2 separate regions of the Homo sapiens genome follow, and region 1 is linked to region 2. Evidence: chromatin contacts called from ENCODE Hi-C or POLR2A ChIA-PET data. All regions are on one chromosome and are shown on one strand. The core of a region is the stretch at or near the end of the contact, and the rest is flanking DNA. Distances in the headings are between cores, read along the strand shown.

The links. Hi-C counts contacts between places; a loop is a spot of excess contacts on that map. ChIA-PET counts read pairs that join two places held with the same protein, here RNA polymerase II (POLR2A). Pooled maps may share reads with other maps.
Region 1: a loop to region 2 is called in a map of PC-3, with 4 times the contacts of the local background. The contact joins two enhancer-like sites. A Hi-C loop is called at or near these places in 2 of 168 maps with a recorded cell type or tissue (PC-3 and chondrocyte), 7 of 37 single-sample maps with no recorded cell type and 10 of 50 pooled maps. POLR2A ChIA-PET finds 5 or more read pairs at or near these places in 1 of 52 experiments (H1).

The regions. Positions count from the first base shown.
Region 1 is chr4:159,388,885-159,392,140 of GRCh38, reverse strand. No RefSeq gene overlaps it. Among named protein-coding and RNA genes, the nearest start is that of MIR3688-1, 260 kb to the right of the region's middle. RefSeq lists a silencer at 1,218-1,418. Within about 2 kb of position 1,285, at least 3 of the 41 ENCODE cell types and tissues checked have a DNase peak (open chromatin) inside an H3K27ac peak, as active enhancers do.
Region 2 is chr4:158,852,786-158,855,985 of GRCh38, reverse strand. All of the region lies in intron 8 of FNIP2 (folliculin interacting protein 2), which reads right to left. Among named protein-coding and RNA genes, the nearest start is that of FNIP2, 85 kb to the right of the region's middle. Within about 2 kb of position 1,544, at least 2 of the 41 ENCODE cell types and tissues checked have a DNase peak (open chromatin) inside an H3K27ac peak, as active enhancers do.

The DNA of each region.
Region 1 (3,256 bases), core at 36-2,535, 540 kb before region 2:
GAGGCAGGAGAATCGCTTGAACCCAGGAGGCAAAGGTTGCAGTGAGCCGAAATAGCACCCTTGCACTCCAGCCTGGGCAACAAGAGCAAAACAGAAAGACAGACAGACAGAAAGAAAGAGAAAGAAAGCAAGAGACAGAAAAGAAAGAAAAGAAAAGAGGGAAAGAAAGAGAAAGAAAAGAAAAAGAAAGAAAGGAGGAAAGGAAGAAAGCAAGCAAGCAAGCCTCCAAACTGAATCTGAATTAGAGAGTTTCCCCTATTGCCCAGAAATCATGGGTGCCAGAGCAACTTCAAGGAAAACTATGCAACCTTTCTGGGCCTAGTAGTTCAAACTTAAATCATTCACAAAACAGTCATTAGGAGTACAGGCTCTGAAGCTAGCCGGGCTGGGTTCTCATTCTGCCTCCACCACTTTCTAACTGCACCCTTGGCAAATTGCTTACCCCACCTGGTGCCTCCGTTTTCTCGTGAAAAATGGAGAGAAAAATATCTACCTTACAGGCTGTGAGAAATCAGCCTGTTGCCACATGTAACATGCTTAGAACGGTGCCTGACACACTTGAGAAAAGCCTCAACATATATGAGTTGTTACTGTTCATGTCCATATTTATGGAGGCTACATAGAGTTGGGATTTTACATAGATTTGGGATATTTTACATAGACTTGCGATTTTACATTGATTTGGGATGTCAGCATATCACCTACTAAAGTACTCAGAATATTCATGGTGTAGAAATAGGCTGTATTTTTTTTTTTTTTTTGAGATGGAGTCTCACTCTGTTGCCCAGGCTGGAGTGCAGCGGCGCGATCTGGGCTCACTGCAAGCTCCGCCTCCCGGGTTCACGCCATTTTCCTGCCTCAGCCTCCTGAGTAGCTGGGACTACAGGCGCCCGTCACCATGCCCGGCGAAGTTTTTGTATTTTTTAGTAGAGACTGGGTTTCACCATGTTAACCAGTGTGTGTGGAATTGGTGGGTTCTTGGTCTCAATGACTTCAAGAATGAAGCTGCGGACCCTTGCAGTGAGTGTTACAGTTCTTAAAGGTGGTGTGTCCGGAGTTTGTTCCTCTGATGTTCGGACGTGTTCGGAGTTTCTTCCTTCTGGAGGGTTCGTGGTCTCGCTGGCTTCAGGAGTGAAGCTGCAGACCTTTGCGGTGAGTGCTACAGCTCTTAAGGCGACGTGTCTGGAGTTGTTCGTTCCTCCCGTCCAGAATTGTTCATTCCTCCCGGTGGGTTCGTGGTCTGGCTGGCCTCAGGAAGGAAGCTGCATACCTTCGCAGTGAGTGTTACAACTCATAAAAGCTGGCACCAACCCAAAGAGTGAGTAGCAGCAAGATTTATTGCTAAGAGAGAAAGAACAAAACTTCCACATTGTGGAAGAGGACCCGGGTTGTCCTGCTGGCTCAGGCAGCCTTATTTTATTCCCTTATCTGACCCTACCTATATCTTGCTGATTGGCCCATTTTACAGAGAGCTGATTGGTCCGTTTTGACAGGGTGCTGATTGGTGTGTTTACAAACCTTGAGCTAGACACAGAGTGCTGATTGGTGCATTTACAATCCTTTAGCTAGACACAAAAGTTCTCCAAGTCCCCACTAGATTAGCTAGACACAGAGCACTGATTGGTGCGTTTACAAACCTTTAGCTAGACACAGAGTGCTGATTGGTGCATTTACAATCCTCCAGCTAGACATAAAAGTTCTCCAAGTCCCCACTGGACTCAGGAGCCCAGCTGGCTTTGCCTAGTGGATCCCGTGCCTGGGCCATGGGCGGAGCTGCCCGCCAGTCCTGTGCCGTGTGCCCGCACTCCTCAGCCCTTGGGTGGTCGACGGGACCAGGCGCCATTGGAGCAGGGGGTGGCCACGGGGTGGGGGGTGGGGGGGCGGGGGGGCAGGGCTCGGGTATGGCTCGGGCATGGCAGGCTGCAGGTCACGAGCTCTGCCCCGTGGGGAGGTGGCTGAGGCCTGGTGAAAATTCAAGTGCAGCACGGGTGGGCCGGCAGTGCTGGGGGACCCGGCCCACCCTCCGCAGCTGCTGGCCCGGGTGCTAAGCCCCTCACTGCCCAGGGCCGGGTGGCACCAGCCGGCTGCTCCGAGTGTGGGGCCCGCTGAGCCCGTGCCCACCTGGAACTCGCACTGGCCTGCAAGCACCACACGCAGCCCCGGTTCCCGCCCACACTTCTCTCTCCACACCTTCCCGCAAGCAGAGGGAGCTGGCTCCGGCCTCCGCCAGCACAGAGACGGGCTCCCACAGGGCAGTGGCAGGCTGAAGGGCTCCTCAAGTGCAGCCACAGTGGGCACTGAGGCCGAGGAGGCGCTGAGAGCAAGCGAGGGCCGCCAGCACGCTGTCACCTCTCATCAGGATGGTCTTGATCTCCTGACCTTCTGATCCGCCCACCTCGGCCTCCAAAAGTGCTGGGATTACAGGCGTGAGCCACCGCGCCCGGCGGAAATAGGTTGTATTTCTATAGTCTGAGATACCCATAGTTCTGTGCAATTCTGGGCTCACAAAAACTGTTATTTAGTTAAACTAGAAAACCATAGTAACTCTCAAAGTCTCTCACAAGCAAAGAAACAAAACAAAACAAAAAAACACACCTCTCAGCAGAGAAAGGCCGATGTCCCTAGATGTTGTATGTGATACATCACACATATATCTCAGTGTGAATGTTTTGATTGAATTTACCATTTGACAGACATACTTGGCCAGTGATCTTCTATTCCCAAACCCAAAGCTGTTATCGTTCTGGGTTCTGGGCAAATGGGATTTTGTCCTTACATTCCAGCCTGCCCTGGATCACTGCAGAGATAATGAATCACAAATCAAAGTTTCCGTGGTCATGCTGGCTCAGGTTGTCTCTCGAGATGACTTGACATTACCAGGCTTAGAACCTCATTCGGTTTTTGCAACAACTTTAGATCAATTTGGTTTACTCCAAATTTACTGGTTCTGAGGTAGCTGTATTATTGAACTTTAATGCTTTTATTGCTCTTAGAAGCATCCTTAGTCTCATCCCTTGTTTTCTGTCCCACATTTGGATTTAGCACCTCCCCTCTGCTCCAAGATTTCTGTCCCAGTTTGCAGCCTCATAGTTCTTATCTCCAATAGAAAGTAACAGGTAGTGTGGGGATTTAGCATTCTTTCTTCTTTTTTTCCAGATGGAGTCTCACTGTGTTGCCCAGGCTGGAGTGCAGTGGCATGATATTGGCTCACTGCAACCTCCACCTCTGGAGTTCAAGCAATCCTCCTGCTTCAGCC
Region 2 (3,200 bases), core at 295-2,794:
AGAATAAAGTGTTGCCCGATTCTAACAAAAAACAGAAACTGTGACTATCATCCCTGCTACCTTTAACTCTCTTAGGAAGGACATTTTTAATTACCATGAATTTTCTGTCAAAGCCAGAAGCAATCATAGTGTTTGGTACCCACTATTCTCCTGTCTCTAGCATAAAAAACTAATTTTCCCAACCACATATCTGCCAAAAGGGAGAGATCAACTACAAATCCTTTAAATGAAGGGATCTTAGGCCGGGTGCAGTGGCTCACGCCTGTAATCCCAGCACTTTGGGAGGCCGAGGTGGGAGGATCACGAGGTCAAGAGATCGAGACCATCCTGGCCAACATGGTGAAACTCCGTCTCTACTAAAAATACAAAAATTAGCTGGGCATGGTGGCACACGCCTGTAATCCCAGGTACTCAGGAGGCTGAGGCAGGGGAACCGCTTGAACCCGGGAAGCAGAGGTTGCAGTGAGCTGAGATTGCACCATTGCACTCCAGCCTGGTGACAGAGTGAGATTCCCGTCTCAAAAAAAAAGGGATCTTCACGGGCACAGTAATCAATTCAAAACGTCTGCCACACTCATGTTCTCGGTGTTCAGCAGTACTCTATTAAGGGCTGGCTGCATGGGCATGCGACCCCACACGCACAGCGTCCCCCCTCTCACAAGGGCCCCAGGCTTCATTTAATGTTCTGTGATTACCATTTTGAATTTTAAATAATTTTATCTTTGGACTTTTGTGCTGTAAGTGAAGTTTAATGGGACAATGAAGCATGTGTTCGGATGAAGTCTAATGAGACAATGAAGCTCAGAAAAGGATACCCCAAAGTATGACACTTTGGTATGCTGAGTACTTTGAACTGAAGGACAGGGGCTCAAAAGCAAGACCTTGCTTTTCTGACCTTATTCTGCCCTTCCTTCTCCTACTCCTCTTTCTCCCCAAAGGCATAGAAACTAAGATTCCTGTTCCCCAAGGTAAATCAAAAAAACATGAGCCTCTTTTTTCCCCAAAGCTAACTGTAAAACCTATTATAGAAATACTATTCTAACTTTCTCCCACCTTTGTAAGTGCTGGTCACAAATAATTTCTCTGACCTACCTTGCCTGAAAATAGATCATAAGACCCTCCCATTTCGGAGGGGTCTTACCCTCTACCTGGGAGGAAGGAATGCCATACAGAGAGGTCAAAAAGAATTCCGACAAGACAGGTCCTGCTGGGTTTTCCTGCTTAAGTCTATTACCATTAGATCATATTTCTTTGTCCAATCACATTTCTACATGGCAGTCCATTCTGTGTTGAACTTAAGCATAAAAATACAGTTTTCCTTGGGTCCCTCAATCTTCATGTCTGAAGGCTCCATGTCATGTGAAACTTTGACTAAATAAAATTGTTATGTTTCTCTCTTGTTAACCTGTATTTGTTACAGGAGCCATGACCCTTATGATGGGGAGGGCACGGATGAACTCAGAACCCAGGGCTTGCAGCCCAGACACCGAGCAACTGGCCCGGCAGTCAGGCACATACCCATAAGCCTGGGGCAGGACACGGTGTTAGAAGACTCTAAAGCGGCACTGCCAGGTCTTGGACCCACACTAATGGCTGTGACTGTGGTGACAACAGAAGCTGCAGTAGCCATGGTTGTGGGTGATAGGGGAGAGGAGAGAGGAGGGACTCTGGTAGCTCCAGGAACCAGGGTGGGAGGCCAGTTTGCCCATCAGTCACCGGAGCCTGTCCCTATAGAGTCTGCACAGATATTTAACTCTATGACCTGAGCACCAGGACAGTAAATTATCACAAAGTAAAAGCCTACATGGGGACATTGCAATAAAGAATATCAGGGAGTTATTATAATTCTGCAGAGAGTTTAGTCTCTGTTTTTGAAAACTGCTGCAACACTGCAAAGTAAATATTCATAGGCATAGAAATAGAAATTGAATGTAAAGATTGTTATACTGGACAAAAAAATACACTGTTTTCATATGAAGCTTCAGATGAACAAATTATTAAAGAGGAAGGCCATTTTAAAATTAATTTTTCCTTGTAATTGAGGACACAGTGATAGAATGCATAAACAGGCTTTTTGAATTATATATAACTCATGAGAACATTTTTAGTTTCTTGTAAGATCTCCACAAGTTACAGGAAATGTCAGAAGAAATATTAAAATAAGCTTGTATAAATTTACATCTAAAATTAAATTCAGACTTACTCAAAATGGATTTGTGTGAAGAATTAAATCTTTTAAAAAACTGTTTAACAAGAATCATCTGATCCAGATGTACTAAAATTTACATCTTGAAAGTTTATCAAAAATTTATCCATAACCATCATTCTGAGCAAACTATCGCAAGGACAGAAAACCAAACACCGCATGTTCTCACTCATAGGTGGGCACTGAACAATGTCCCCACTTGGACACAGGGTGGGGAACATCACACACCGGCGCCTGTCGTGGGGTAGGGGGATGGGGGAGGGATAGCATTAGGAGATATACCTAATGTAAATGACAAGTTAATGGGTGCAGCACACCAACATGGCACATGTATACATATGTAACAAACCTGCACGTTGTGCACATGTACCTTAGAACTTAAAGTATAATAATAATAAAAAAAATTTATCCAGATGTTGTCATAGTCCATAAAGCTATGTAAGACTGCATCAGCAGAAAGATCCTTCTCCAAGTAAAAAATTATCAAAAATTATTTGCCACCTTGCATTTGCCAGGAGTGACTATCACTTTCAATTATATCCACTGAAAGCCAAGTTGCTAAAACTATAAACTTTGATGACTAAACAAATGTATTTGCAGAAAAGGCTTACAACACAAGATATCACATAATGATATTATAATATAAAATTATGACATCAAAAATATTATGTTTGGAATTTATTAGTTTATATTATTATTCATCTATCACTATCATCTCTATTATATCTTACATATAAAGTATTCTTAAAGAAAAACTTTTTTTCTTTTTAGTCCCTTTAATAACTCTTTTCTTGTTTTTTGGGTAAGAGGACCACATTTTTATTTTGCACTGGCCCATAAACTAGGTAGCCAGCCTTGACCATATTCACAACCTTTCTGAATGTAAGATACTTATTTTAGGTGTATTATTTCAACTTTGGATTTAAACCTGAAGGGATAAAAAAACATTTTCAGAAAAGAAATGTTGAAAGAGGATGGTTTCCAAGACCTATCT